Linked DNA regions of Homo sapiens: region 1 is linked to region 2. The links are chromatin loops, found by intact Hi-C in ENCODE. Cell type or tissue: IMR-90. All regions are shown on one strand. Each heading gives the region's core, and the rest is flanking DNA. Links, peaks and the distances in the headings are about the cores only.

The links. Peaks named below come from ENCODE experiments on the same cell type or tissue, not always from the same donor. Only the 100,000 strongest peaks of a DNase experiment are listed, where the experiment ranks them.
Region 1: a loop joins it to region 2, with 17 times the contacts of the local background. A loop is called at or near these places in 6 of 110 quality-filtered maps.

Annotation. Positions count from the first base shown.
Region 1 is chr10:129,966,824-129,982,002 of GRCh38, forward strand. No RefSeq gene overlaps it. Among named protein-coding and RNA genes, the nearest start is that of EBF3, 10 kb to the left of the region's middle. RefSeq lists enhancers at 1-205, 1,448-2,067, 3,930-4,549, 5,190-6,075, 6,076-6,959. In IMR-90, for the core only: a CTCF peak has its summit at 5,010 (motif pointing left); no DNase peak of the experiment used is centred there; H3K27me3 peaks cover 3,622 bases.
Region 2 is chr10:130,177,426-130,192,604 of GRCh38, forward strand. It overlaps GLRX3 (glutaredoxin 3), which reads left to right. Exons shown (of 11, transcript NM_006541.5): 11 at 1,917-2,247. The coding sequence ends at 1,967. It overlaps LOC124902561, which reads left to right and starts at 2,688. Exons shown (of 2, transcript XM_047426136.1): 1 at 2,688-2,896; 2 at 6,443-15,179. The coding sequence starts at 12,643. The coding sequence ends at 13,800. RefSeq lists an enhancer at 12,402-12,902 and silencers at 12,744-13,073, 13,124-13,243. In IMR-90, for the core only: a CTCF peak has its summit at 2,391; a DNase peak (open chromatin) is centred at 2,386.

The DNA.
Region 1 (15,179 bases), core at 3,066-8,065, 210 kb before region 2:
GGTCCCCCACCCCATCCCACCCTCAGATTTTCGACTTGATGGGGCAGGAGCAGCAGCAGAGGGGAGCAAGGGACACCGCAGCCAGGCCAGGGATGGGGAAGGGGGCTGCAGGCCAAATCCCAAGTGTCCTGAGTAACGCTGGGAGCGCGTCCCGGCGCTTGGCCACCTCCCGAGGGAGCCCTGCCCCCACCCCTCGCCCTTTCTGGGGAAGGCGGGGCGCTGGGTACCCAGGAGAAGGGAGACGAGGAGAAACAGGCTGCTACTTTGGAAGTTTTGCAGGCCCACGGCGGCCGCAGGTCTAACCTCGGTGCACAGAGCGCTCCCAGGGGCCAGACCGGCGTCCGGGGGCCGGACTGGGCGGAGCCTGACCTTTGCCGGGGACCCCGCGGGCCGCGACGGCTGCGGCGACCGCTCAGGGCCCCGCGCCCAACGCGATTTGCACGGGTGGCCCTCGAGCTGCCGCCGCCGCCTCCTCCTCGGAGGGTGGGAAGTATTCCTTTTGTGCGGATTTACGGGGAGAGGCTTCAATGAGCCCCCTCACATTTGCATTTAAATAGCGGCATCAAGCGCTTCGCGTGCCACACACCAGTGGGCTCCCAGATGTCAAGCCGGAGTCAGTCAGATGGCCAGTGCCCAGCTGTCCTCCCCATGTCGTGCCGGAGCAGGCAGTGACCTTAAAGAGACAGCGCCCGCCGCCCCTGGCGCCCGGCTCTGGGAGCGGCGTGCCGGGCGCAGGGCAGAAGGCCCTGGCGGCGCTTGGGCCACTGATCCGTGGCACCATCAAAAAACCTGGCTGAAGTCTAGCGGGGGCTCTAACCTCCCAGGAGCCGCACCTAGGCTCACCCTGGCCTCCTTGCCCAGCCACTCAGTGCCCGAGCCACCGCGCGTGCCAGCGTCCTCCGCCGGTACCCACTACCCACCCGTGAAGGGGGCTGTTCGGCGCGCGTAGAGAGGAAACTTTCCCCTTACCCCTCCTCAGTCTCAGATCCTCCACTGGTGCCTGGTGCAAGGCCCAGAGACGGGGACCTGGGCTGGTACCGGACTCCAAGCCACCCCCACCCAGAAACTTCGGCCAAGTTGGAATCCCAGGGCGCGAGGCCTGCCGCGGTGTCTGCACGGGCCCAGGGCCCAGCGCCCAGGGCACCGGGCGAATGCCCCCTTCTTGATCGAGGCTTAGCCCAGGGCACCCGCCTACCTCCCTAACATCCTTCCAAAGAGTAATAAACTGCATTTCCGGCGTTGAGAAGCCTGGGCCGAGAGTTCCTGGAGGCCAAGTCCCCTGGAGTATCAGGGGGTGCGCGGGCTCGACCCGACGCCGCACCATCGGAGGGCCCATGGCCACAGGCCCAAGCTGCCTGGCCATGTCACTTGGAGCCTTCGGGAAAGGGTGAAAGCCAATGCACGAAAAGCCGCCAGTTCGTGTGCCCGCCGCCAGTGCTGAGCTGCAGGCGCGGCCCGCCCCAACGTCCTCCGCGCCCGGGGGTCACGCTCAGACCGTGCCGGCCTCCGGGCCTCTAGCCCTGCTCAAGCCTGGGGTCAGAATCGGGCGCCAAGCACAGGCAGGGGCCGGGGAAAGAACAGGAAAAGAGAGAGCCAAACTGACCCTGGGCCCCAGTGGGAAGGAGGTCAGAGGGGCCAGGAGAGACGCACCTAGAAAATCCCGGGAACTGCGGGATAGGGTGGAAACAGCACGCACTGGCAAAGCCTGCCCACCACGGGTGGTGACGCGGCCTCTGAGAGCGCTCCAAGTTCGTCTTGCGCCACGGGGTCACGCTCGTCCGTGGGCCGGGGAAAACCGAGAAGTAAGGGCCATCCCAACCTCAGTCGCGCACAAAGGGAGCCCGGCCAGGTTTGGGTGGGTTACTCAGGACCAGAGAGGGCGCCTTCGCCCTCTCGGCGCGGAGATGCTAGCCGCGGGGGCCTCAGGCGGCATCTGGCGGCAGAGCCCAAGACAGGCCGCGCACCCCGCCTGCCCTCTGAGGCAAGTTACTGGGCAACTCCCCCTGGCACATGGGGCAAACCAACGGGCGCCTCCTCCCTGCGCTGGAGGAAGGATGCCCTGTTGGGTTCACGGGTAAAAAGCAAAAACTGAAGGGTCCCAGACCCCTGTTCTCTGCATTGCCTCCTCCCTCTAATATTTATTCTGTACGGCTAAGATTGCTGAAGCCCGACCCCCAGTACCAGGGAAGGCTCAGCTTCCAAGTGAGAACGTGCAGGCGCCTCCTGCCAAGGCGGCCAAGTTTGACAAACAGCGCCTCCTGGGGTGGGGAGAGTGGAGTGCCGCTGCGCAGCCGGGAGCCGGGAGCAGAACAGCCTGGGCTCCCACCCACCCCGGGGCAGGTGTCCGCCCCGGGTCCTGCCGGCCCCAGCAGCTGGGCCCCGGCTCCTGCGCGACCGGAGCACCTAGTCCTAGCTGACGCCGTGACCCCAGGGGCGCGCGGAAACCGCCACACGCCGCCTAGTCCTAATTGCCGCCCACCTGCGTGAGCAAGGGTCGGACCAAGCCCGGCACTGGGCAGAAGGCCTAGGTACCAAGCGCCATGCGAACGTCCTTGCTGGAGAGAAACCTGCGCTCTAAGTGCCCGGCCCCGCAGCGGGGCGACGGACCTGACCTGGAACTCGCTCAACCTTCTCCCTGGAAAACCATGGGCGCTCCAAGCGGGGCGAAAACGCCGGGGTGTGCCTCGGCTCCTGCAGCGTGCTAAATTATAAGGGAAACAGTTAATTATTGTTTCCTTTTCCTAACTTTTCTCGGATTCCTTCGGTCACTTTGGCCGACCCCACGAGTCAGCTCTGGGGGCTCTTCTACTTGAGCGAAACCCCCAAATCAAACACTGGCGAACTTGGGCTTCTCCCAACGCACCCGGCAACCCGAAAGGTTGCCTGTCTGTAAAGATACTCCGGAGGAGCAGCCGAGCTGGAAAAGACAGCTGGTGCGTGGCGACGTCCCTCGGACCCTAAAAGGCCCATCGGTTTAGCAACGAGCTGGGATTTCTCGAGCTGCGTTCGGCGGCGCCCGGAAAATCAGTCCTGCTGGATGCGCCCGAGCGGGCGCGGGAGACGCCGATTCCGCGCCGGCCCGCCCCCGCCAGTTTACAAAGCAAACTTTCCCCAGAGAAGTTCCGAGATCGAACCACGCGCAAAGTGCGCCAATCAACACCTAAACAGACCCAAACTGTACAAACACGGATCGATCAGATAATTTCAAATATTATAATTGGCTTTAATTAAACACACTGCGTTCTAATTAACTCTGAAATTTTAGCATGCTTTGGGACACTGGTGTCTGATTTGATATTGTCAGTCCAGATGTCCTAATAAAATTCAATCCTCCACTCAAGACTTCAATATTCACCAAGAACAAAATGCAAATTAAATGTAAAACCTAAAGTATTGCCAAAGGTATAATCAAGAAAGGTGTCTCAAAACTTCTCACTTTTTATTACGCAGTAGTTTAAAAATGCAGATTACATCCTAACAAGACCTCTCCAGCATACCATAAATCTTAACTCTTTCATGGACGGGTGTGGAGTGCGATGCCACTGGCTTGAAGGGAAAGGAGGGGGCGGCCAGACCTCATAACAAAATTAAATACCCTCTTCTGGAAGCTAACCGCGCACAAAAGTTTGCCAATAAAATTCTAGTTTGAAACCGCGGTTTGCCAACACGAGTAAAGGAAGTTGGGGTGGTGGAGAGCTACAGTGGGCACGGACGGAAAGGGTGGCCACGGTCACCGATGTACTAATGTCCTCCTCCTCGGCTACCCGATCTCACTCCTTCACAGCACCTTAACAGAGTGTATACACCCGTTCTGGTGCGCAAAAGTGGGGCGATGGGTGCCGGCGGCCGGGCCGGGGAGTCCGTCCGGGTAATTAACTCAGCTCCGGCGACTGCGACGATGAGGCCGGGAGGGAAGGAAGAGCATACCGCTCTTGGACAGAAATGTGTCAAGCTCTCCTCCCTTCCAGCCTGCATAAACCCTTTCGCGCACATTCGCGCGACTTCTAAGGGATCCAAGCCAGCGGACTGGGTCCAGCAGCGCGCGGCGGCGGGACGCACCCCTCCTCTCCCCCCAGGAAGGCGGGTGCACGCCGGGGCTGGAAGGGGGAGGGTGCACCTCTGGCTACAAATTCGGCCGCGAAGAGATTCTTTACCAACTCTAAGGGTTTGCTGAATGTACAGACCAGAATGAGTCCCGTTAAAAGGAAGCTATTCCCACATTAAACATGTGTGTTTTCCATACTAATGGAGTCACTTAAAGCTGTTGCTAATTTAACTTTTTAAAAAGGCCACACTGTGGAAATTTGCATTTTCTTTAGGACATTGAAATGAAGAGAAAACTGCTGGGCGGCAAGGCGGCCCAGGGCATAGCTAGGGGCCATGTAGAAATAAAAACAGATAAAGAAAAGAAGAAAGAAAGAAACCGGCTTCTCTTCTAGACTATTAATAAGCAATTTGTCCCGCTGAAATTTACATTGCAAAGCGGAGGGCGCCGGCAGCCGTGGCGGCGGGCCTGGCGCGGGCTCCGGGGGTGCGTCGGCGCGGGGGCGGGGGGGGTCCTCCGGCCATCCGGGCCGCCCTCGGGGGCGATCCACCGGCGGCTTTGAACTCGGTGTCCTTGCCGCCGTGCCGCCGACCCTCGCCCGCACACGCGCGCATCTGCACGCCAGGGCCCCGCCTGGGCTGCGCACCCGGAGGCCGGGACTGGCGCTGCGCTAGCGCCACCCGGGCTGAGCTGCAGCCTTTTGTGGGGGGGGCGGGAATCCCTCCGCTCCCAGTGACGCCTTGGACTCGCGGACCCCCATCCGCCCCAAACGACTGCCCAGGCCTTAAATTAAAAATGGCAACAATAAGCTTAATTTTTTTTTCCTCCTTAGCCGCGCCGCCCCGGTCCAAGTCTACCGCAAGCGTGGAGCCCCGAGCGCCGCGCCCCCGCCGGCTCTCCCGCCCGCGCGCCGCCCGACGGAGCCGCGGATCCCGGGCCTAGCGTGGGGCCAGGGCGCCATCTACGGGCGCCGCGCGGCTCCGGGCGGCCGCCGCCTCCTCCCTCTCAGCGTCCAGAGCCCGCTCCTCCTCCCGCCGCCGCCGCCCTCGCCCCGCGCCGCCTGCCACTTATCACAATTACCCGACGCTCCCGTGCCATTTTGCTTATGAAACACTGATTGCTAGTTATGCGGACTTTTAAGCACTATATTAAAACTTTCGAAATGAAGGCGCTCTCCTGCCTGCGATTTTTAGGTACAAGATTAAAAGATATGAAATGTAAAGATAATGCAATTTGATTTGTTAGTCTAACTCTGCGATTTGAGACTTGATGTCCCCAAAGACCAGGCGAGCTTTTCCCCTTTATTTATTTTTATTAAAACATCAATCTACGCTGGAGCTGGGTGAACTCGGTTTCACCTGGAGAACATAAAATTCTCCATACCAGAGAAATAAGCACCTTTCATAAATCAATGGTATTCCTGACACATGGATCAATTTTTGGTTGTTAATCCGAAAGGAGGAGTTTTAATTGCTTCCTGCGTTGTCGTCCAGGCATCTAGGCGCTTCGACCTTCCCCATCCCTCTCTCCAAGGGTCTGGCGTTTGTACTGGGGGAAGACGGAGAGTGAAAAACGCGGGGTCCTTCAGCTAAATCCTCGGAACCCCGGATCTTCGCCCGTGCCGGTACGCGCCTCCCCCGCGCCGAGAATCCCTGGCACGCGATCGCCTCCCCGCAGGCCCGCCGGGAAGGCCGCGAGCAGAGGCCAACGGAGGCCTCCCAGGCAGTGCTCGCCAGGAACCAAGACGCTGCCAGGGCGCGGCGCAAAAGTTCACTGCGAGGCCAGGCCTGGGCGCAGCTCATGGTCAGGGGCTCCTGCCTCCACAGTCCCACCCCGCGCCTCCGCCGCAGCCCCGCCCGCGCTCCCGTAGGCGAGAGGAGCGCACCCGGCTCCGGGGCCCCGGCAACCCGGCCCCCAGCGTTCAGTGTCCGGCCCGCCACGCGCGAAGTTCAACTTTGCTGGCGCCGCGGCCGCCTGGGGGCCGCGGGCTGGGGCGGGGAGCCCCCGACGGGATCGAGAGCGCGCTTACCTGTGCCGCTCACTCGACGGACATCGCGGGCGCCCCGGCCGCGAGGTGTCGGCGGCGCCGGCTGCGGGCCGGGAGGTGGGCGGCCCCGCGCCTTCCCACGTTCCCACCTCCCGCCCTCCCGGGAGAGCCCACGGGCCCGGCCGCGAGCACGCCAGTGCGCACGCGCCACACTGCCTTCCACCGCGGGCGGCGGGCTAGGGCCGAGCGGGGGCGCGTGGAGGTGCCCGTAGGCGGCCCAGCGGCCCGCCTGCCACCGTGCCCCGGGGCCGCAGCTGCGCCCAGCGCTAGCCACCTGGAGGAGAGGCCTCCTGGGCCACGCGCGGGGCTCCTCCGCGGGGAGGCCCCCTTGCAAGGACCTGAGCCCCTCTCTTTCGTCGGGGGCCCGAGGGTATTCGTGCGCCTCCTTGGCCAAAAGAGTGCGCCAGGCCTGGAGTGGGGCACCGCTGCTGTGGACACCACTTCGCAGGGCATCTGGAAACGGGTCCCAGGCCCTGGGCGGCTTGAAGCCGTCTGTGTGGATGAGCGCACACTCCCGTGGGCAGGAGATGGCTGGGGTTCTCCCGGTCCTTTTTGGTAAAGTGGATGAGAGGACATCTTCCTGGATACGGATAACTTAATGCAAAGTACTCTACTGGGCCCCGTGACGGCTAAAATGAAATGGGAAGAGGCAAGAGATCGCCCACGAAAACAGAGAAAGCCCGGGGTTCTCCAATAAAGCCACGCTATGGAAGAAAAAACAAAAACAAAAACAAAAAAACGCCTGGATGGCTCCTAGATGAGCTTTGCGTTTAGAGCAATCTCAGTGAAGGAGGGCTTCGGCCGCCCTTCAGAGGCCAGGCAAGCCTGACCACTCCACTCCCATTTTTGATGTCACCCAGCAAATGACCAGAGGTGTAACTTTTCTCATAAGTATCTGGAGCTGCTGCTCTGGAAAAGAAAAGGGGTCAGGCGGGGGTGTGACCTGCATCCCCAACCTGATGGCCGCCCTGGGCTTGGGAGGGGCTGATTAGCCCAGACCCTGGCTCCGGGCCCTGGGCCCCTACCCAGGGCTGCTGCGCTTTTTCTAATTTGCCTCTTCCGGGAGAACCTGGGACTCCTGGAAGATCCTACTAATTCCTATCCATCTGCTTCTTCCAAACCTAAGTGTGATGTAGATACCTGAATAAAGACAACTTTCTTATTGCCGAGATTTGTCTGAAACAGAAAGCACTTTTGTGGGAATGTGGGCCTCACCCTCCTGTATCCATCGCTTTTTCTCGCCTGTTTCTTGCTCCCAGGCTTGTTTCGTGCTCTTCACTTTAAGCTTTTATAGTGAACGTTGAGTGTGCCGAATCATGAAATCTTACTGGAAGGGAAAGTTATTTTTGGCCATTTATTTAGCAAAAGGCACTCTAGAGAATGCAACCCAGAAATGTACTTTATTATGATCACTTAATGTAAGAAAAGAACTAAATAACGAATATTTCCCCTTTGTCATCTTCACTTGGGAATCATTTTTAATGTGAGCCAGCATGAAACCATTTAAGCAATATGCAATATTTTAAGATATAAAATTACCCATGTTTTTAATAGCAACTAACATGTATTGAATGTTATGTGTCAGGCCCAAGCTCAGAAAAGTTAAGGGGCATGTTCTTGTCACACTGCTAGGAAGCTGGGACTCCAACCCCATTGTGGGACTTCAGAGCTCTGGTCATGTGGTTCTGTCACTTGTGGCTTCAGAGGCAAAGGGAAGGGTTTGGGGAGGGCCACCATTCAGTGCCACACACAAAGACTCACAAGTGGCCTTTGCTCAGTCTGTTTGACCAGTTGAGGTAAAATGCTGTGGACGAGGCAAGAAAACAGTTCAATCCCTCTAATAACGACTTGGTGACTCCCTTCCTTCTCCAGCCCAACCACCGCCCCCCCCCACCAACCAAACACACACACCACCCTGCTTTCTGCTCCTCTCCTTGCCCCCTCTCTCCAAGGCTGCAGTCTCAGGATCTCTTTCCTCTAAACAGGCCCCTGGGCACACCGCGTTGCCCACTCAGTTCTCTTCTGGAGCCGCTCCTAGAGAATGTGGCCCAAGCCTTACCCTAGGTGGGTCCTCAAGACATAATTTTGCGGGAATGAGGAATGAATGGAGAGCCATTGGCCAGGTAGACAATGACTCCTGATCTCAGGGGTCTGGAGAGGAATGGCATTGGTCACATGGGTGCATCGCAGGGAACCTCGGCCTATTGACAGGAGACCCAAGGCCTTGTCTTCACAGACAAGAAACAGCACAGAGGTAGCTGTGAATGTAACGAGAAATCACGGCTTTCTCTGCCCCTCACTTACTCCTTCCACGCAGTGGAGACATCCCCCTCCCCACCTTCTTTCCCCATTGGATATTCACTTAGGCTGAGTCAGGTCCTTGGAGCCCAAGTCCTGAGTAAGGCCCTGCCCTCATGGAGCTTACTGTTTGGCATAAGAACAAATCCCCCTTACAGGTGAGACAGGTGAAAGGAAGAGGAAGCAGCTTTGGTGACGTTTGCATTGGGAGAGGCTTAGACAGATCTGACAGGTTAAGCTCAATTCTCTCAGGCATATAAAAATCGATGTCCATTTCATCTGTCGCTGTCCACCTATGTATGCTTTGTCACTGGCCACTGTACCTAGAAATGTACATTCACAAACATCAATAATCAAATCTGTTTCAATATTTACTTTTATCTCTTTTTTTTCATAGCAAGCAAGGTGTCTTGTAGCCACCACTAACCAGCTCGCATATTCAGTACGAGCCCAGGTGGCGACTCAGAGCCCAGCAACAGTGCACACCAATCCAAGGGGGCAGAGGCCTGGAGGACCCCTGCACAGAAACTTGCCAAGGGTGAAATGCAGTCACCTGCCCCAGAAGTCAGAACGTAATCATGGGTACTTTCAGAGGACAGATACTGAAACTGTCATTATCTGTTCTACTTGCAGGCGGCATGGTGCCTCTCGTTCTGATGTTAAACGTGTCCACCGTGGATCTTCCCTGCAGGAATGGAACACCTGGAGGTCAGGACCCACCTGCTCTCTTCATCTGGTTTACTCAGTTACAGAGCCAGGCACAATGTGGGGGCTCCGTAAAGATGTGTGCAACTGATAAATATGCAATTCAGTTCTTAAAACTTTGTATTATGGAAAATTGCAAACACACACAAAAGTTGATAGATCGCAAATCTCCATGTACCCCTCCTCCACCTTCAACCATTCTCAACATTTTGCTGTCTTATTCCTTCCACCATTCTTTCCTCATCATCTGTTTTCTTAGAAACTACATTTGTATATTTACAGGATCAAAAGCTGTAGATGAAAATGCACATTCCTCGAGTCCAGCATTCGGCCCCAAACTCTCTTTTCCACCTTAACTCGCACATTCCACACTAGTCCAGGCAGGTCCTGCCGGCCCCGTGACCAGCTTCCTGCTGCCTGCATGAGTGCTGGGCTCTCTTCCCTTGGCTTCTGGAAACTCTAGCCTTGGTCCTTAGTCCAGGGAAGCCCCTTTCCATTTTGACTGGACTTCCTGACACCATAATCACTGGCCAAAGGCCTGCCCCGGGTAGACAGGACATCCCAGGCACTTCCTGTGCTAGCTGCCTGTGGAAATGTGGTTCCAGCTGTGCAGAGCTAACCCTGGGAAGCAAAAGCACACATCAAAGCTGGCGGAACAGCCCAGCATGGGACAGGGGCCCGAGGAATCTGCACAGCACAACCGTAACCCCAAGTTCCCCAAGGTGGGACCGCCCATCCAAAAAGTGTGTGCTATAATGGTGGACAGGACAGGACATAAACATGCCTTTTTCTAAGAATAAAATTGTGTGCAACTGATATGCGTTGTTTGTAACTAAAAATAATTCAAGAGAGATATCTCACACTGAAGGAAGCTTCATATTGCTTCTGTGATTGAGAATACTTTGCAGAATCTACTTGGTAAAGACACTGAGATTCTCAAGATAGGAAACAAACAGGTTATCTAGTATTAATTATGCAGTGACTAGGTGGAGATGCTAGTGTCCCAGCCCTCCTCCCTGAGGCACTAAGAATGAAGAGAGAGAACAGGTCACCACCATGACCAAACGAAAGCGACTTCGGTTCTTCTGGCGAGGAGGTTGATTTTTCAGAGAAAGGTGTCAGGGTAGACAGGAACTCTACTAGAACAGTAGTCACCTCCCCCATCAGCTGTCCTGGATCCCCAACACCGACTCCTGCGGCTCTGAGGCCAATGTAAATGTGGTTGTGAGGTGAGAGGTCACATATCAGGTGACAGAGAGTTGAGAAAGAATGGGGCAGCTGCCCTCCCAGGAACTTCGCAAGCCCAAGCTGCAGAACTTACTCACCAGCCATGGAGTCCTATCCATAGAAGACAGGATCCATGTGAGCACAGCAACCAGAAACCCTGTGGTTCTGTTAAAAATATTTCTGATGCATTCATTCAATCTGTTTTTGTATATCCATTAAGAGTATTCCCTCAACTTGAAATTGTATATATTTGTACCATGAATTGTACTACTCAGGAGGAAGTCATTTTTATAAAATGTCAATAATATATTCCTTGCATTTAATTTTGAAATGATCAGAAGAGATGCATAATGACTTCTCTCCAGCCCTGTGGGCCACATCTCTGATCCAGTGCTCCAGGTGAGAGGTGGCACAGATGCTGACCTCTAGAAGCCCACGTAGTTTTGGCCATTGCTCAGCCAGTGGTGATGGGACAGCACCACTGTTGGACAGAATTCAAAAGATGCCCCCAAGATTCCTGTCCCCTCTTATTTGATCAAACACTAATAGAGGTTCTGCTGGGAAGGGACTTTATAGCTGGAATTAAAGTTAATAATCAACTGACCTTAAAATAGGGAGATTATCCTGGATTATTTGGGTGGGCCCAGTGTACTTTCACGAGCCCTTGAAAGCAGCAAGGGAACAGAAGAGTCAGCAAGGTGTACGAGAAAAGGAAGTCAGAGAGATCCAAGTGTGACAGCCACTCAGACTGCCGTGGCTGGAGCGGACCACAGGGAGAGCATGAGACTGACTTCAGGCACCCTCTAGGAGCCAAGATCAGTCCCAGCCGACAGTGGACAAGGACCTCGGTCCTACAACCACGAGTACCTGAATTTAGCCAGCAATTTGAATGAGCTTGCATAAGGACCCCAAGCTCCAGATGAGACACCGTCCAGGCTGACAGCATGATTTCAGCCTTGCTAGACCCTGAATAGGGCACCAGCCACACTTGCTGCACTTCCGATCTGCAGAACTGTGGGAGCGTAAGTGAGTGTTGCTTCAAGCTGTGCAGTGAGTGGTAATTTGTTACAGAAAAAACAGACAATGAATACATCCACCTTTGATGCCGGCCAGTGGATGAGCATCACTTACATTAGTCAGTTGTCATCTTGACATCACTTATGTCAGTCAGTTGTCGTCATGGTAATGCTGTGAAAAGACCTTCCTCAAATGCACTGGCTTAAACAAGAGCCATGCTCTCTCACCCATGCCCATGCAAGTTGGCCTCTGCTGATCTTGGTGGGCTGGTTGAGTCCAGACAGGCATGGCTCTGTGGAGGTCTGCTCCATGTCTCACATATTCTGAGACCAGCTGGCTACCCAGGGTAGGTGCCTCTCACTGCAATGGCAATAGTCCAGGGGATAAGACCAACCGTGCAAGTATACTCAAGACTCCACTCACATCCCATTGACCCAAGAAGGCAGGTGGCCAAGCTAAAGTCCATGACAAGGGGCATAGATATAGGAGGGTGAGTGGCTGAGCCAGTAGCTGGCAGAAGAGTCTGAGAAGGCTGCATGGGCCTCCAAACCCCTTGGTGCTGGAGCCCTGAGAAAGAGAGGCATGTTCTCCTGAGTCCTGAGCTCTTCTGAGAAGTCCCCCAACCACACTCTTCTGAACCATGCAAACCCCTCGCAGCACCCTCAGAGCCAGTCTGGCCTTCAGAGGGGCCAGTCACACCAGATGTGGCTTGATCTCCAGAGGTGGTGAAGGGCAGTGGCCAGGAAGAAGGAGCTCATGGCAATTCATCCCTCATCCATCCCTCCTGCTGGATAGAGAGCAGCTCTGGACAGGCCCTGTGTGTCCTGTTTGTATTTACTCCCTCCCACTCCCAGCACTTGACAGTCTTCCATTCACATACCTTCAATCCAGCATGCCTGCTTGCCATAAATGTCCCAGGGAGAGTTTGGTGTGATTGGCTCACATGACCATCCGGGAACTAAGTGTGGCGGCCTCAGGAGGATGGGCTTCTTTGATAGGCCGGCATCTGTCCTGGACTGGCTGGTGAGGAGTGATCCCCAGAGGAAAGGAAGTGGGGCAATGAGATGCACCCACCTCAGCAACTCACCGAGGGGCTTAGAAAAGCTGTTCTCCCTCCGCGTGTCTTTTCTTATTTGTAAAATGGAAGGTTTCACCCCTCAGTGAGTCATGTGGTTCCTATCAATGCTAAAATTTCATTATTTAATTATGGCTATAGCAGCCACTACAGGGGTTTCTTTAGTTGTATTTGTGGGACAGATGCTCTCCTTGCATCCTAATGTGCCCGGGTCCCTCCACGGAGCGTGAGTGGAAGTTCCACGGAGCGTGAGTGGAAGTTCCATGTGTCCCCTCTGGGTTGGGCTCTGAGACAAGGCATGCCTTCTCCACCCACTCTTTCTCTTTCCCTTAGCTGGAAGCTGAGGTCTCAAAAGCCCAATGCCCAGGGGACATCAGAGTCCCAGATGGAATAAACTGGGACCCCTTGGTCACTACGTGGAGGAATGTTGCCCAATGAGCAGACTGTCAGTGGACTGTTATGTGAGTGAGCAGTAAACTTCTGTTTCTAGCCACTGAAATTTTGCAGATTATTTGTTTATAACAACTCATGAGATGCTCATGGTGACCCGGTTTAAGTGGCCTAAAGAAGACCAGGTGCGGTGGCTCACGCCTGTAATCCCAACACTTTGGGAGGCCGAGGCAGGTGGATCACCTGAGGTCAGGAGTTACAGATCAGCCTGGCCAACACGGTGTAACCCCATCTTTACTAAAAGTACAAAAATCATCTGGGTGTGGTGGCGAGTGCCTGTAGTCCCAGCTCCTCGGGAGGCTGAGGCAGGAGAATTGGCTTGAACCCAGGAGGTAGAGGTTGCAGTGAGCCAAGATTGCACCACTGGACTCCAGCTTGGGTAACAGAGTGAGACAGGAAGAAAAAGAAAAAAAGAAGGAAAGAAAGAAAGAGGAAGGAAGGAAGGAGAGGAGGGGAGGGGAGGGGAGGAGAGGAGAGGAGAGGAGAGGAGAGGAGAGGAGAGGAGAGGAGAGGAGAGGAGAGGAAGGAAGGAAGGAAGGAAGGAAAGAGAGGAGAGGAGAGGAGAGGCCCTTGGCCCTTAGGCCAGAAAATTCTGCTTTGAAAACTTGAATGAGCTCTCTGTGCAAAGGATGGGACCCTCAAAGTAACATTTTGGATGCCCCAGTCCATCCTGCATAAGGAAAAGACTCCCTGAGGAACCTGCTATGCACTGTCTTGCTGGAGTGACAGCACAAAGAGCAGCAGCTTATTTTAAAAAGTAGAAAATTTTGTTTTATTTTAATTATAAATAGTACCTGTTAATAATAAGCACTTTGGGAATTACAAAAAAGAATGGAGATAAAAACCAAGTCACTGTTAACTTTTTAGTGTATTCCCATCCAGCCTTTTAAAAAAGACATTTGTAGATAAATGCTTTTTTTTTTTTTATAATTCGGTGTGTGTTGTATGTACCCACAATTTTTAAAAAGTAACAATAAGAGACTTCCACTTCCAGAAAGATGGAGTGGATGTTCTTTTCCCTATTCTAACTGCTAAGTACAGTTAAAAGCCCTGGACATTATGTGTGAAACAAACATGAGAAGACAGTAAAAGTTGGAAGGAGAAGGAAGACAAGCCAGGGAACGTGAAACCCAGTGAACAACACAGTGGCGATTTTCTTGGCTTTTCTTTTTGCCTCATACATCCCAGACAGAGAGATGAAGAAGTCAGCAACCCAGAAATGCCAAGGGCATAAATTCAAAAGCAAAACAAAACAAAAAATAAAAAACAAAAAACCCTGCTATCTTTGGCCAGAGGACTGGAAGAGAAGCTGTTTAGTAAGATAGAAAACTTTTAGATAATAATGGGTCTACTCCAGCCAAACACCACTGAAAAACTGTGGTCCCACCCCATCCATACCAACAAGGACAAACTGGGGAAATTAGACTTTCACCCTTGAGAGGCTGTAAGGCAGCATCCCAGGCCCCTACAGGGTGGTATCCAGGAAGGTCTAGTGGACAGTCAGAACTTTTACTCCCACCCAGCAATAATGAGGCCATGCCCTACCCCATGGTGTCAGCCGAGGGCTTGTGGGGAGCAGTAAGGAAACTCTCCTACCACTCCCAGTCAGGCAGATATGAGTGGAGGCTTGGTGGGCAGCCAGACCTCCCACACCCACCCAGCAATAAAGAGGACTCTTCCTTATTGGATGTCAATGGAGGTGAGTGGTGAGCCAGGACTGCTACCCCTACCAGGTAGTAACAAGATAATACCTTCCCTTCCTCTGCCAGAACAGCATGAGGGAATGCCAACTCAAACAGAAAGTTGGAATAAGATGCAGAGTCTTATAACATAATAACAAAATGTCCAGATTTCAATTAAAAAAAATCACTTGTCATACCAAGACCCAGAAATATCATAAATGGAATAAAAAAAGACAACCAATAGATGCCAACGCTAAGATGATGAGATGTTTGAATTGTCTGGCAGAGATTTGAAAGCATTCATCATAGGAATGCTTCAATATGCAATTGAAACAAATGAAGAAATAGAAAGTATCAGGAAAGAAATAGAAGATTCAGCAAAGAAATAGAGGATCCAAAGGAAGAACCAAATGTAAATTTTAGAGATAAAAAAATACTATAACTGAAATTAAAAACTCAATGTATGGGCTCAACAGCAGAATAGAGAAGCCAGAGGAAAGAATCAGTGAATTTGAAAAGAGAACAATAAAAATTACCCAATCTAGGCTGGGCGCGGTGGCTCATGCCTATAATCCCAGCACTTTGGGAGGCCGAGGTGGGTGGATCACGAGGTCAGGAGTTTGAGACCAGCCT
Region 2 (15,179 bases), core at 414-5,413:
GCCTTATTTGGCGCGCTCCCAATGTTCCAGGCACACTGCTTTGGTGCTTTAAGAGGCTGCTTCACGTAATCTCCCAAGCAGCCTCAGAGAGCAGAATTCTTCTTAGTCAGTAGATGAGGAAACAGAGACATAGAGAGGTCAGGTGAATTGTCCACCATCCCATAACTAGTAAGCCATTGAGTCCAGATTCCACCTGAGGGCCACCTGCCCTTGCCCACTCAGCTGCGTGGTCCTCTCCGTGCCTTCTTGAGTGTGTGCTCAGAAAAGTCCTGCTGGGTCCCTTGGAGGGGCAGGGTGTCTGCTTGTTGAGTAGGTAGAAGAAGATCCCTAGACATGACTGAAAGCCGTCTGGGTTTTGTGTGACAGCATCATTCCTATTTGAATTTCATCCAGAGGAGGTCATACGGATTTTAATGGTTTTATTGATTGATGTTTATGCTGTTCAGTGATAACCTGAAATGTTATATCATACTAAATGTTTCTTTAAACCAGAAAATCTTATTTATCATGTCTGTCCTTTCAAGCTTGGTGTCTATAATCCAGATTTTAAATCTGAAAAACAGGCACAAGGAGCATGGCGCCTGTACTGCAGTTCCAGTCAACCTGGTGGTAGCTCTTTTGATGCCATGTCTGTTTCTGAATTGTTAGGTCTTTTTAATGGTTTCTGCCTTTCCCTCTTACTGGTACTCTAGCTTTTCCTGAGGCAGAGATGTGTTGCCAGGTTGGGTTTCAATAGCAAAGCCTGATTCCTCTCTGTGAGTGGAAGAACGGGAGGGGAACAAGCATCATATTTGAGTAGACTTTTAACGTCACACTGCTTTTTTTTTCTTCCTTTTTTTCGAGACAGAGTCTCACTCTGTCACCCAGGCTGGAGTGCAGTGGTGCAATCTTGGCTCTTGGGTCACTGCACCCTCCACCTTCTGGGTTCAAGCAATTTTCATGCCTCAGCCTCCTAAGTAGCTAGAATTACAGGCACATGCCACCATGCCCACCTGGCTAATTTTTTTTTTAATAGAGATGGGTTTTGTCATGTTGGCCAGGCTGGGCTTGAACTCCTGACTTCAAGTGATCTGCCCCCTTGGCCTCTTAAAGTGCTGGGATTATAGGTGTGAGCCACTGCGCCCAGCCACATTACTTCATTCTTCAACCTTGAAAGTCACTTGATTTATTTTCCTTATTTATTGCTACAGTTTAAATAGGGGCTTCATTGGCTCCAGTTGCTGCGTTTCCTAATACTAAACAATCTGTTGGTTTTAGGATACCTTAACTTCATTTATTTATTTATGAATGAATGAATGAGATGGAGTCTCGCTCTAGCCCAGGCTGGAGTGCAATGGCACGATCTTGGCTCACTACAATCTCCACCTCCCGGGTTCAGGAGATTCTCCCTGTCTCAGCCTCCTGAGTAGCTGGGATTACAGGTGCCCGCCACCATGCCCAACTGATTTTTGTATTTTTAGTAGAGACGGGGTTTCACCATGTTGGCCAGGCTGTTCTGCAACTCCTGACCTCAGGTGATCTGCCCTCCTCGGCCTCCCAACGTGCTGGGATTACAGGCATGAGCCACTGCACCCAGCCTTATTTATTTATTTTTTAAGAGACAGATTTCACCATGTTGGTCAGGCTGGTCTTGAACTCCTGGCCTCAAGTGATCTGCCCACCTCGGCCTCCCAAAGTGCTGGGATTACATTTGTGAGCCACCACACCTGGCCAAGAATACCTTGTTAAATTTTTTAACCTGATAGTGTATTCAGGGTTTATGGCTCATTTAGTTTGAGAGTGTTAAGAGACTGGAGTTTTAATCCAATAGGTGTTTCTTTTGGTTCTCAGATATACATACAAGCTGTGATTGTTTAGATGTTTCCATCTTTTTATATATGCATATACATATTATTATTGTTGTTTTTTATTTTTAGGAACTGAAAGAAAATGGTGAATTGCTGCCTATACTGAGAGGAGAAAATTAATAAATCTTAAACTTGGTGCCCAACTATTGTAAGAAATATTTAATTACATTGGGAGCAGTTCATGATTTAGTCCTCAGAAATGGACTAGGAATAGAAAATTCCTGCTTTCTCAGTTACATGTTTTGTGTATTTCACAATGTCGTGCTAAATAAATGTATGTTACATTTTTTTCCCACCAAAAATAGAATGCAATAAACATCTTCAAATTATTAACAATAATTGTATGAAAAAAGTGTATCTTTACAGCAGTATTAAACATACAGCTACTATAATTAACCCACCTTAAATCTCTTTTTCTTAGTACATGAGTATCTTCTAGCAGTTAAGAAAGGCAGTCTTCAGAAAATGGAGAACTGTGGCGGAATGCAGTACACAACAGTATTTAGGACAACTCCTTTGCCAACACAATGGCTCCCCTCGCTGGTGAAAGATCTCTTTACAGCTTAGGAAAAACAACGGAAATTAGTTTCTGATGTCATTGCTGAGCTCGGCACTGGTTACATTGCAGAGGCAGTGTAGGATGTCTGCAGGTTTAGAGACTCATTTCACAAGGCACCAGTAGTGAATTATCAAGAAACATTTAAGAGGAAAATGATTTCTCATTGAATATGGTACAACAAGCACTTTTTTCATAAGGTCTAGAAGAATGGGTAGTCATGACAAAGAATGGAAAAGTATTGTCATTTGTTGTAAGCATCACTACTTTTTTTTTTTTTTCAGACGGGGTCTGGCTCTGTCACCCAGGCTGGAGTGCAGTGGCACGATTATGGCTCATTGCAGCCTCGACTTCTCGGGGCCAAGCGATCCTCCTGCCTCAGCCTTCTGAGTAGCTGGGACCACAGGCGTGCACCACCATGCCCACCTAATTTTTTATTTCTTGTAGAGATGAGGTCTCCTGCCTCAGCCTCCCAAAGTGCTGGAATTTACAGGTAGGACCACCACACTTGGTCCACTTACTTATAATAAACATTGATTTGGTCGTTCAGGTTCCTTTGGTCCTCCTATTGAGAACAGTTTGAAGTCCATGAAAATTTTAACAATATTTTTGATCCTGAATCTAACATATTTGAAAAATAGTTGCTCCACTAGGCTTCCACAGTGCAGGCTTCAAATGGGATGGCTAAATTCACCTCATGGTTCTTAGTTTTTTTTGTACTTGTGGCACATTCTCTTCATATATTACCCCACCCTGTTTGTTTGGGCAGTTAAGATGCTGGTACTGTCTGGTGGCGATAAGGAAAGGGAAACAGAAGTCAGTAATTCAGACAAGAATAAACAGGATGAAATGCATCTATTCCTAGGTAAGATTAGCCCACCACCTCCACACTGCTGCTGTCTCTTCAGCTCAGGCTGTTTTTCTCTGTTTTGATTGTGTAAAGAGTAGAGTGCTGATTTGTGTGTTACAGAGGGTGGTCTGTACAAGTCATAAAGCTCGACATGGCCTTGCTTCCTGCTAGGTGTTAGGACACCCATGATGGTGGAGTCTCTTGGCATTCTGTGTAATTAGATAAGGCTGTTTATAGCATTGGTCCATGAGAACTTCCTTGTTTCTATTTAAAATGAAAATCATTGTATAAGTAAAACTTCTTAAATGTAGATAGAAATAGAATTTTTACTGAAATTTTATGAAGCCATTGGCCGCAGGGATGTGTGTCATGGAGGAGGGCTCCATACTTTTTTGGTATACTTATCTCAAACTTAATTCATTTGCATACTGCTTTTTCTCTAAGTGCCAACTGTCCTAGTATATTTTCTAAGTCAACTTTTACTTTCACTTTATCCTAAGCAAGAATATCTTTGGCATCACAGACTCAGTAAGCCTGTTTTTTTCTAATGCACATACAAATAAATAAAATGCACAACTTTTAACATAAATGGCTGCCTCCAATTTGGGAAATACTGTTCTGGCCAGAGGCCGTTGCTCTGATAATGTCATGTGGTTAGTGCATTTTAGGAAGACCTCCTTTCCCTTTGGTTGACTCCTGCAGGACATAAGATATCAGTGACGTTATCCTTTGTTGAGCCATCCTGGTTTGAGTCAGGATGAGTGTTGAGAGTTTTTGGGGAGTTGCCCCTGTGTCCTATATTATTTTATCCTCTTAAAGTCTGATGGTCTTTGGCTCCACTGACTCCAGGTAAGTTGGGGTGACAGTGCAGCATATTTCTATTTTCTAGTTGTTTCTGGCCAGACATGGGGAAGGTCAAGACATCTTGTTCATGCAAACGGATTGATGGCCATTCCTAATCTGATTTTATTAGTGTATTTTAGGAAGTAAAGTAAGATTCTTGAGCCCAGCTGAACTTCCCCTATTGAATTTTCTAACAAAAAGAGAGTTTGCGTATGGGTTTATAATTGAGCCTGCTCTTGTAGAAATGTTTTATCAGAATTGAAATCCTCTCTGATCCCCAAATTCTAGAGACAAAGTTGTTTTCTGAATTTGAGAAATCTGTTCAGTTCACAAGGAAAGGTGACAATGTGTCATTTGGATGTTGTCCCACACGTGAGGCCTCGTTGGGTGCTTGTGGTGGGAGGGACCCTCCAGGCAGGCTTTGTATGGAGGGTTTTCATGTCTGGACACATTTCTGTTCCGAGAAGCACTGCTGCGTTTTTGGGAGCGTGGACCCTGGCCAGAGCCTGTGGCCAGCTCTGCCTGCCCTCCCTTTCTTGGCCTGCTCTTTTGAGTATGTAGTGGGGCTTTGTGTGGCATCCTGCCAGGTTAAAGCTGCATGGTGCTTAGGATAGAGCTGGTGCTGTGGGGAGGCTCTTGATGATGGGGGCTGCCATCTATTTGCCTGTTAACTCTTAGAAACCAAACCTCAAATGTCAGAATTTCCTTTCTAGAAGAGGCTGGTTGAATAGGAACCAGAAAGGCCCTCATACAGGCAGGGCTGTTCACTCCTCTTGACTTGCGTGTTTGTGCCTTCCTTGTAGGAAGGCTTCTTAGGGAATTGTTATCTGTTTAGGGGAAATAAGCCTGCAGGAATGAACTTTTTTTTAAAATAAAAACTCTTGATCAAAAATGGAAAGAAAAAAACCAGTGAAACAGGCTAGGTAGTTTGTGGAATTCTCCTTTGCAGGTGAGGGGAGAAAGCAGCTATCTCAAGGGCACAGCTACAGATTGGGAGCTGGGGCTTCCATCCAGGGTCTGGGACACCCAAACCTTAGGCTTGCCCCTCCCGGGAGGCCTCCCCCTCAGAGCTATGTGGGATGCAGTTGCCTTTTTACCTGTGATGAGAAACTGGTGAATTGCCAGGATTCTGGCTCTGGCTTCAGTCTGCCCCTTTCCGGGGATTAGAGGGCATTAACCCTACTTCCTACAGCCAAGCAGCTCTTCCTCATGACTCTACTTTCTAACTCCGGGGGTTGACTGATTGATTTGAAGACCGCCTTGTTGATGAATGTGTTGAAACTTGCTATCATAATGTAAATGCTCCTTAATAAAATAACAGGACCTGGTGGGTTCAGTTGCCTTGCCCACGTGTGACTTACATGTTTTTGCCTTTTTTTGTTGAACACTGAGCCTTGCAGAACCATCAGGAAGTCCACCTTGGTCCCACTGGATTGATCATTAAGAAGGAAGGAAAAAAGTTATTTGCCATTTCCGTTCTTTACAAAAATGTCTTAAGTCTGCTGAGGAGTAGACTAAAAAATAGCATGTTTTTATAATTAGAAAGCCTCATTTTAATAACTTAAAAATGTTTAATCTCTGAAACAACTGTAATACATTTTAAGCGCTTGGTAATCATTATCTGCCTTATTGGAAAGAATTATACAAATAAGACCTATCTTGACAGTCAAAAGTTACAAGCTTAAGATTGCAATATGAAACATGATTTCTGGTTTAGTTTTTAAAGTAAAATCAGCTTTCTTTTCCTTTGTTTTTTGAGACAGGGTCTCCTCTGTCACCCAGGCTGGAGTGCAGTGGTGCAGTCATGGCTCACGGCATCCTTGACCTCCCAGGCTCAAGATCCTCCCCCGTCAGCCTCCTCAGTAGCTGAGATGACAGGCATGTGCCACCATGCCCGGCTGTGTTTTGATTTTTTTTTTTTGTAGAGATGAAGTCTCACTATGTTGCCCAGGCTGGTCTCAATCTCCTGGGCTCAAGTGATCCTCCCACCTCAGCCTCCCAAAGTGTTGGGATTACAGGCCCTAGCCACCATGCCTGACCTAAGATCAGTTTTCTTAAATTTGACAGTTGCTACTTTTCAAAATTCAAACCTTTCTAAATAAAAGTAAGTTGATTATTTGCAGATGAATTCTTGTTTTATACACATTTCAGATGTTGAGTTTGAGGACCTAGACCCTTCCCTTTTTGTCTAGTCACATTTCCTCACGGCCGTCCACTGATCGTTGAATCAGCGTAAATATGGACAGTTTCTCTTGAGTCTTTGGGTCTTCATTTCTGAAGGCTCCTGTGTCACGTAAGACTTAAATAAATCTTACGCTTTTCTCTTGTTAATCTCTTTTGTTATAGGAGTGTCGGCTGTGCCCCTTGTGATGGGTGAGGAAAGGTATCCACCTTTCTGAATCAGACACAAGCTGCAGTAGCTTCCTGATGCCTCATTCACCAGGATGGGTAACTTTAAAGACAAGTTTTATAACTGGCATCCCATCTGGTTTCAGAGTCTTGGGGGCTTTTTTCATACAGCTTTGTCTGATATTTAGAGACATTCAGATTCAGAAGCCATGAGTTCAGTTAGCTCATGGGCCGGGCACGTGCACTGACTCACTGGCTGCAGCAGAACACGTTGAGGGAGTCTTGGTGCACTTAGGTCACTGTAAGGTTCTAGGGCTGGGAGCTGGGATTTGAACCAGGATCTGTCAGCGCAGCCCCAGTGCTGTGCTTGAAGCCTCGTGCCACACTGGCTTTGAGGTAGCACGCTGCAAGTTAGTGAGTGGAGTTGCCCAAGTCTGGGGCTTCTGAAATGACCTGGTATTTTTATGTTCCTGTTAGAAATGGTGTGGCTTTCACAAATTAAGTGCCAGGCTGGGCACAATGGCTCGTGCTTGTAATCCCAGCACTTTGGGAGGCGGAGGCAGGCGGGTTGCTTGAGCTCCGGAGCTTGAGACCAGCCTGAGCAACATGGCGAAACCTCATATCTACAAAAAATAAAAAATTAACTGGTCATGGTGGTGTGCACCTGTAGTCCCAGCTACTTGGGGAGCTGAGATGGGAGGATTGCTTGAGCCCAGGAGGTCAAGGCTGCAGTGATCGTGCCATTGCACCCCAGCTTGGGTGACAAAATAAGAGCCTGTCTCAGAAAAAAAAAAAAAAACAAAAAAACCTAATTGCCAGGACCCGCAAATTCTGACTGAAAAAGACCTTCTTGTTCTCCCCACGGTCATTCATCTAAATGGTTGTCAGTGGTACAGTGTTCATCTTTTCTCAAAAAGTCAAGTTTTATTTGAGGAAGTTACAGATTTCCATATGAACTCCTAGAGAGAGAGCCTGCCCTTGTTCAGGGTTGCCCGGGGGATGCCTGCCATGTGGTAAGGTAAGGGTTTCTCTGCCCCTCATCTCCCAGCCTGCTGTCCCCAGGAGCGAGTTCCTTAACCCCTAGCCGTGTCGTTGAGCCCAAGCTTGTAACCTGGATATGGGAGCTGTCTATTTAGGAAGAAGGCATGTGTGGTAATTTCTAAAAGAATTAAAATAGATTTTTATGCTCTTGTATTATGTTTTGTGCTTAAAAGGAAGAGCCCCGATATAATGGAGAAAAGCCAGAAGGAGCTTGGATGCCCTCAGAGAGCCCTGTCACCTGTCTGTAGGGGCAGAAAGGAGGATGCCTTTCCTCACCCATCACAAGGGGCACAGCCAACACCTAGAATAGATTACCAAGGAAAAGTATAAAATGTATGTAAAGACTTAGGTGACACAGGAGCCTTCAGAAATAAAAACCCAAGAGAAACTGCATGTTCACACTCAGATTCAACGAAGAGTGGGTGGCTGTGCAGAAATGTGATTGGACAGAAGGGAAGGATCTAATCGTAGACTGGATGGGGAAGCCTTGCCCCGTGTGTAGCTTTCTTCCTTCCAGGTACAGGGCAGGGCCCTTCTGGAATGAAGGTCTGGGATCCATTTTCAGATAAAGTAGTGTTGAGGATGTCTTTGTGGCCGGCTCCTGTAGTGGACCTCAGATCCGGGTGCTCGCCAGTTACAGAGTCCAGTTGACAAGAGCAAGGTCTGGTAGAAAGAAAGTGACTATTAACCAGAACTAGTCATGGGGATATGGCTGGATTCCCACCCAAAGTAACTACTTTGAATTCTGGAGAGAAGGCAAGGGTTTAAGAAGTGGGGAGTAGGAGCTTGAGCTGGGAGGCGCGCAGGGATCGTGCTGAGTACAATGTGTGTCTTGTTCCGGCGGCTGTCCTGGGCCTCCGTCCACCTGGAGTGCGGGCTGGTGTCATCTCAACAAGTGGCCAGATTTGACTGCTCACCTTGAGGTAAGCTCTGGGATTTTGCAGCTGGGTTTCCACGCTTGGTCTGTCTCAAGATTAGTCCCTAGAACTTCGAAGTAAGCACGTAATTAGAGACTAGCTCACAGACACATGTGAAGAGAGTATACGGTGAGAAAGGGGAGGGGTATGGAGTCTATTTTAAGATTAAGGGAAAAGGCTTCTGCAGTTTGCTCTAAGGTTGCATCTCAGGACTAAAGAGAAAGGAAAAAAAAGTCTAAAAATGCATTTTGAAGTTAAGCTGCTCAGTTACACTCCTACACAAAGGCCAGGGAAAGTTAGAGTCATATTTCTAGTTTTTTTTTTTTTTTTTTTTGAGACAGAGTTTTGCTCTTGTCCCCCAGGCTGGAGTGCAGTGGCGCGATCTCGGCTCACTGCAACCTCTGCCTCCTGGGTTCAAGCGATTCTCCTGCCTCAGCCTCCACAGTAGCTGGGATTACAGGCGTGTGCCACCATGCCCGGCTAGTTTTTGTATTTTTAGTAGAGACGGGGTTTCGGCATGTTGGCCAGGTGGGTCTCAAACTCCTGACCTCAAGTGATCCGCCTGCCTCAGCCTCCCAAGTGCTGGGATTACAGGCGTGAGCCACAGAGCCTGGCCGTATTTCTAGGTTTTATGGCTGGCCTCGCAGGAGAGGGGTTCTGGTTTCTATGACCTGCACTGGGGAAGAGGCATTCTACTTTCCGTGGCCTACCTTGAGGGGTGGTGGGGTGCGGGCAAGGGAAGGGGCCAGAGGGTCAGAGAGCCCTTGCCTCTGAGGCCCTTCCGGTGTCCTGCAGTTCCTCAGTGTGCCAAAACCACAGGCCTTGGGGTATCATTTTCTGAGCCCCAGCATATCCCTCTATTTTGCCCTTAGGTCTGGAGGAAGGTTCCAGGGCATTTGCCCTTGGTGGGTGCAGGTAGGGAGGATCTGCGGGTCTTCCTCATGCCAGGAGTCTTATCCCAGAATCAAAGGCTCCTGGTGGGTAGGAGCGTGTCCCATGTGCAGCACGCTTGGCTGTCCGAAGTTGCTGATGAGAAGCAGCATAGGATCTGGCAGGGACGGTCCTGAGTGGAGAGGCTGAGATGGGAGGTGGTGGCCCACGGTTAGCGGGCTGGATTTTCTGGGGCAGCCTCCATGCCAGCATTTTGTCTTCATCCCGGAACCCTGTGCACTGAGGTGCAGGAAGCGTGTGTAGTTTCACACACTTAAGTGTAAGAAAGCATGTTCCTGTTGAAAATAACACCCCGCTGGGCATGCTGTGGGGTGACGGCAGGTTTTTGCCCTCCTCCTGCAGCTAAGCACTGGAGCCCTGGGTTCCCATCGGGGCTGTGGCACTGTGCTGTTTCCCGGGCCACTGCCAGGGAAGGAGCCTCCTATATTGCTGGGCAGGGCCTGCGTGCAGGTCCAGGTTTATAAATTTTAGAGCTTGTTCAGAAAGCAGGCAAAAAGTGCTGTTGGAGGTGCTAAGATATAAAGGTTTTTCCCCGGGTGTGTATTATTTGCTACTTAATATTCTAAAGAAAAATTAGAACATTAAGTTATTAACATGAATGTTTCTGCTTTTCTTTGCACTGTGTAGTGGCAATTTCAAATGCAAATATAAGAGCATTTAACTTGTGTGTGGGATACTTGAGCTGGCCCATCTATGTCTATCTCAGCTTCTGCCAGGATGCTGGAGGCACTGCACAAAAGGAAATGCTCTTGATCCATGCACATTCCCTCAGCGAATGCTGCCTTAAGGCTAAGGTTACCATGAGAGAGAAGGAGCTGTGGGTTGCCCTCTCATTGCCTGCCTTCTGTGTCATCTTCAGTGTGAGTAGTTGGCTAGTACAGGCAAGAGACAAGGCAGAGAGGATATGATGGCTTCCTCCGTCATCCGTGTTTCTTAGAATGCAATTGCTCTCTTTCTGGGCTGGAAGCAAGTTCTCATGTGATTGGAAAGCGTGGTGCCAGGGCTGTCAGCTCCAGCTGTCCTGTCGTAGCTGGTTACATGCTGATGTTGCCCTCGCCTTGAGTCTTGTCACCTCCGATGCTGAGGCCCACTGGAACGCTGCTTCTGGCGCATCGCGAACCCTGCATGTTAGCCGGGTGGCAAGGAGTAGCCAGTTCTCTGCTCACCCACATGCTCTGTGGTGCCCCTGCACTAACAGCACGAGTTCAGATAAAATTATTAAGAATTTCGAGATGACGAAAGCAGAACGTGAAACTGAGTGTGGTCCTTCTGAGTGCAGGGCCCCATGGGACCGCACAGGTGGCAGGCCTGGAAGGCCAGCCCTGCTTCAAGGAGTGTGGCTGAAGGAGGTCGGGGAACTCAGGCCCTGACCCCAGGGTTCTCCTTTCCCGGAGATTCTGTTAAAGGGCCACTCACCTTAGCCATGATCTTCTTTGAACTTGCTCCGAACTGCTCGCTAGAGAAACACACACCCGGTCACCTGTGACCCCTTGTTCTAGGTGCATTCCTGCAGGGACATACTCTCCACCTGATGCTGAAACCACCACAGCAAACAGGTGCTGTCATGAATAGTTGACATGTATTAAGTCATTTAATTCTCACCACAACCCTATGAGGTAGGCATCTTCAGCCCCATTTGACAGATGGGGAAACTGAGGCATGGGTGAAGCACACTGCTCCTGGTCATAGTACCTGTTGGACCTGGGATTTGACTCTGGGCCTCCTGGCTGCAGTTTGCCCTCTTAACCCCTATGAGGTGTGAGGAGTCAGTGAATTGGCTCCTGTGGCTTGGGAGGGAGACATGTTCCTCTGGGTGTCCAGGGACAGCACTGGGTGCAGGGTGGAGTGCTGGGCTGTGGATGGGCCCATATTGGTCCTAATGGTAGGCAGAGAGGGTGAGGAGGTGCCCAGGACCGGCTTTGCCAGAAGGAGAGAGAACGCTGGCACCACAGGAGCAGCCCACCGTGAAGGCCATGCCCTGCCCGAAGCGCGGTGCCTATTTAGAACCCGAGGGCCCCCCAGCACGATGGCGTTTTGGGGGTTATTTTTGTTGGTGGGGAAACAAGCTCAGGAATTTGCCAAAGCTCTTATCCAAGGGGCGAGTGGCTCAGCCAGGGTTCATTACCAGGCTCCGGATCCTGCTTCTCCCGGATCACAGCAAGCGCTGTGCTTAGGCCTGGGGTGGGGGACGGATTCTCCCTGAAGGCAGGTCTGACGCGGGCGGGAGCACCCACCCCGCTGGGTTCTTACGGCGGATCCGTTACCTGGGTCTCCAGAGGGTGAGGTCGCCGTGGGCACCCTGGGAGCAGCAGTTCAGATAGAAATCCTCCCATGCCGTGTGCAAACACTAAGTTTTTTGTTTTGTTTTGTTTTGTTTTTTTTGAGACAGAGTCTCGCTCTGTCGCCCAGGCTGGAGTGCAGTGGCGCGATCTCGGCTTACCGGAAGCTCCGCCTCCCGGGTTCACGCCATTCTCCTGCCTCAGCCTCCCGAGTAGCTGAGACTACAGGCGCCCGCCACCACGCCCGGCTAATTTTTTGTATTTTCAGTAGAGACCGGGTTTCACCCTGTTAGCCAGGATGGTCTCGATTTTCTGACCTCGAGATCTGCCCGCCTCGGCCTCCCAAAGTGCTGGGATTACAGGCGTGAGCCACCGCGTCCGGCCGCAAATACTGGAAGTTTTAAGTCAAGCGAACAAACATTAAACTGTTCTGTCCTCTTACCTTGACAAATACACCTACCAGTGACCGGGAAGGCTGCCTTGTGAATTTAGAAAGTCCTGGGTCTTGGCAGCTTCAGGGGACAGATCGCCCCGCTCACGTTTGCCCCTCTTGCTTCCCACCCTGTTTCTGTCCCTTCCCCGGGGCCCTGGGGCACACAGGGGTGGGATCGGGGGTCCAGGCCGGGAAGGGCTGCTCAGGCTCCGGGCACGCACTCCTGGGGGCGGCCTGTGCACATCCCTTTTGGAGGGGTCTGCCCCACGCATCCGGGGAGGTACGCAGCCCCTGGTGCCAGGGTCCAGGTGGTGCTACTGGGGAGGGCGCGTGCAGGAACCAGCAGCCCTGGAACCAGACGCCAGGGTAGGAGCTGGTCACGAGCCCTGCCTGGCTGGGTCGGGTCCCTGTCCTGGGTCCCAGAGTGCCCTGGACGTTGGGGCTGCAGGGACACCCCGGGGCCAGCGACGGCAGGTGATGTCCAGGGCCCCGCGCCAACTGGGAGCTTTGCTGCCGCTGCGGCCTTGTGTGAATTTGGAGGGACAAGGCCGGGGCGCGAACTGAATCTACTGTCATATGCGGAGTCAATGCACCATCTCCAGGACCTCGAAAGCCTCAGTTTCCACGTATGCAAAACGGTCCATGGTGCCCTCGTACCCTGGTCGCTGCTGCACCATCGAGGTCAGCGCGCGGCAAGTCCCAGGTAGGCCACGTCGGCTGCAGACCTCGGCGGCGGGCGGTGGCGGCGCGTGTCCACGCGAGGGCGCTGCGCACCGCGCTTCAGCCCGACCTCGCCTTCTGCAGGGGCGGTCTCCTGGCGCCAGGGGGCGTGCGAGGACCGAGGAGAGCGCAAGAGTAAGCCCGCGGGTGCCGGAGCGCGCGCCCCGCCGTGTGCTGGGTCCAGGGCGCGCGGCCGGCCTGTCCGGGCCTCCTTCGCAGACGAAGCGGCTGGAACGTCTCGGGGGCGCGCCAAGCCGGGGGCGCATGCCTGCACACGTGTGCGGGGCTCACCTGGTGCTGCGGCCGGCTCGGGCGTTGCCTGCACGCACCGTGCTCTACCTGCGGGAGCGGAGTGGAGTCCGCGGTGCCTGCGTGGCCGGGGCAGGGCCCACAGGGTCCGGCTCAGAGCCCCGCCCCGCTGCCTGCGGCTGCCGAGCCTTTCCAAGCTCGAGGGGGCCGGGACCTTTGGGAAACCAGCGCCTGAGGCTTGGGGGCGGCCGTGCTGGGAGTGGCGGCTGCCGGGAAGCAGGGCGGATCCCTGGACACCTGGAGCCCTGCCCCCTCGTCCCCGGGGACCCGGGGGTCTGTCTGGTTGGGGTCCGAGCGGCCTCAGGGTGGGCGCTGCATCCTGGCCCGGGGTGCACGGTTGTGCGGGGGACACACTTGTCCCGTCCTGCCCGAGCTGCGACCTGGGCCAGAGAAGGGAGCGGAGCTGGCATAGCCCCAGCCCCAGCTCACTGGGGCGCCTTGCCCGCCTCCCCAAGCCTGGGCCGGCTTGGCCGCTGCAGCCACCGGGCCTGGGCCCCAGCACTCGAGCCGCAGGGCGTCGCAGGCCTGGCCTCGCTTCCCCAGAGTCGGCCCTCCCCAGGAATTTTTTGTTCCTTAGCCCTAGTGAACCTTCTGCGTCCCCTCGAAGAGGGGAGCCAAGGGACCTTGGGGACAGTTGAGGTTCGGGTTTTTAAAACACCAATAGGCTTTATTTTTAGAACAGTTCTACATTTACAGAAAAAATGAGCAGCTAGTCCGGAGTTCTTATTACAACCCCTGCTGCCTCCCCCCGTGAACATCTTGCACAGGCGACGTGCATTTGTTCTAATGAACGAACAAATAGTGACACGTTACTATTAGCTAGAGTCCATACAGCTGAGGTCCCCTTTCTGTCCCAGGATCCCACCGGGTCGCCGTCTGCTCACGCTCCTTGGCGGCAGCATTTCTCAGACTCTCCTTGTCTCTGGTGATCGTGACGGTGTGAGAGTATTTTGAAGGCTCTTTCTCGACTGGGGTTTTCTCATGGTCAGGTTGGGGCAGCGGTGTTTTGGGAGGAAGCCCGCAGAGGCAAGGCGCCGCCCCCCTCCCATCACATCGAGGCTACACGCTGCTGACACGCCTTCTGGCTGCGGCGCTGACCTTGGTCACCTCGCACGTCTCCACCCCAGTTCTGCTTTCTCCCTCCTTCTATAGGGTGTCGTTGGAAGTCCCTGTGTGCAGCCTACGCTGAATGAGTGTCCCTGAGGGGGAGGAGCCCATAAATTGCTGGGTTCTGCGTGGAGACTTCTGCATATTCATCTCTTTTCTCCATTTTTTTTTCTTTTGGAGACAGGGTCTCTCTCTGTCACCCAGGCTGGAGTGCAGTGGTGCGAACACAGCTCATTACAGCCTCGACCTTCTGGGCTCAAGCGATCCTCCCACCTCAGCCTCCCAAGTAGCTGGGACCACAGCCATCATCACACCTGGCTAATTTCTTTGTATTTTTTGTACAGACGGGGTTTTGCTATGTTGCCCAGGCTGGTCTTGAACTCCTGATCCTCCAACTTTGGCCTCACAAAATGCTGGGATTACAGACATGAGCCACTGCACACAGCCTTCTCTGCATTTACTCATCTATTTGATCATTCTGTCAGTGTAGACTCATAGGTATTATATAAGGGGTTAGGAGGGGTGTGGTTATAGGCTGCTGGTGTACACTTGGGCACTTGTTGTGTGTGTCCCTATGCTTGTCTGTGTTTGAAATGTTTCTAATGAAGTGAAATAAAGATGGGGTTAGGGCCGCCACTGAGGGGTGAACCAGGCTGGTAGACAGTCTCTTACCAGAGCCTGCCCCTGTGTCAGGGAGGGCTGGGTCTGGATTGGGCTGTGTTGGGCCTTTGTCCCTGCCTGGTGCCCTGTCTGTGCTAATGGCTATGGTCCTAACAGAGGCTCCTGGGGCCTAGGGGGTGGTTCCTGTTGGCCTCTAAAACCCGCCCTACTCAGTGACCGAGAGAGCAAGTTGGGACCCACTGGGACCGGGCCCTGCCCTTCAGGTGGCCCTGTGGCCTCTCCGAGTGCATGGCAGTAGAAGTGGTGGGGGACATTGCAACCTGCAAAGTGCTGGGCTGGAGGCCACTTGCTGAGCC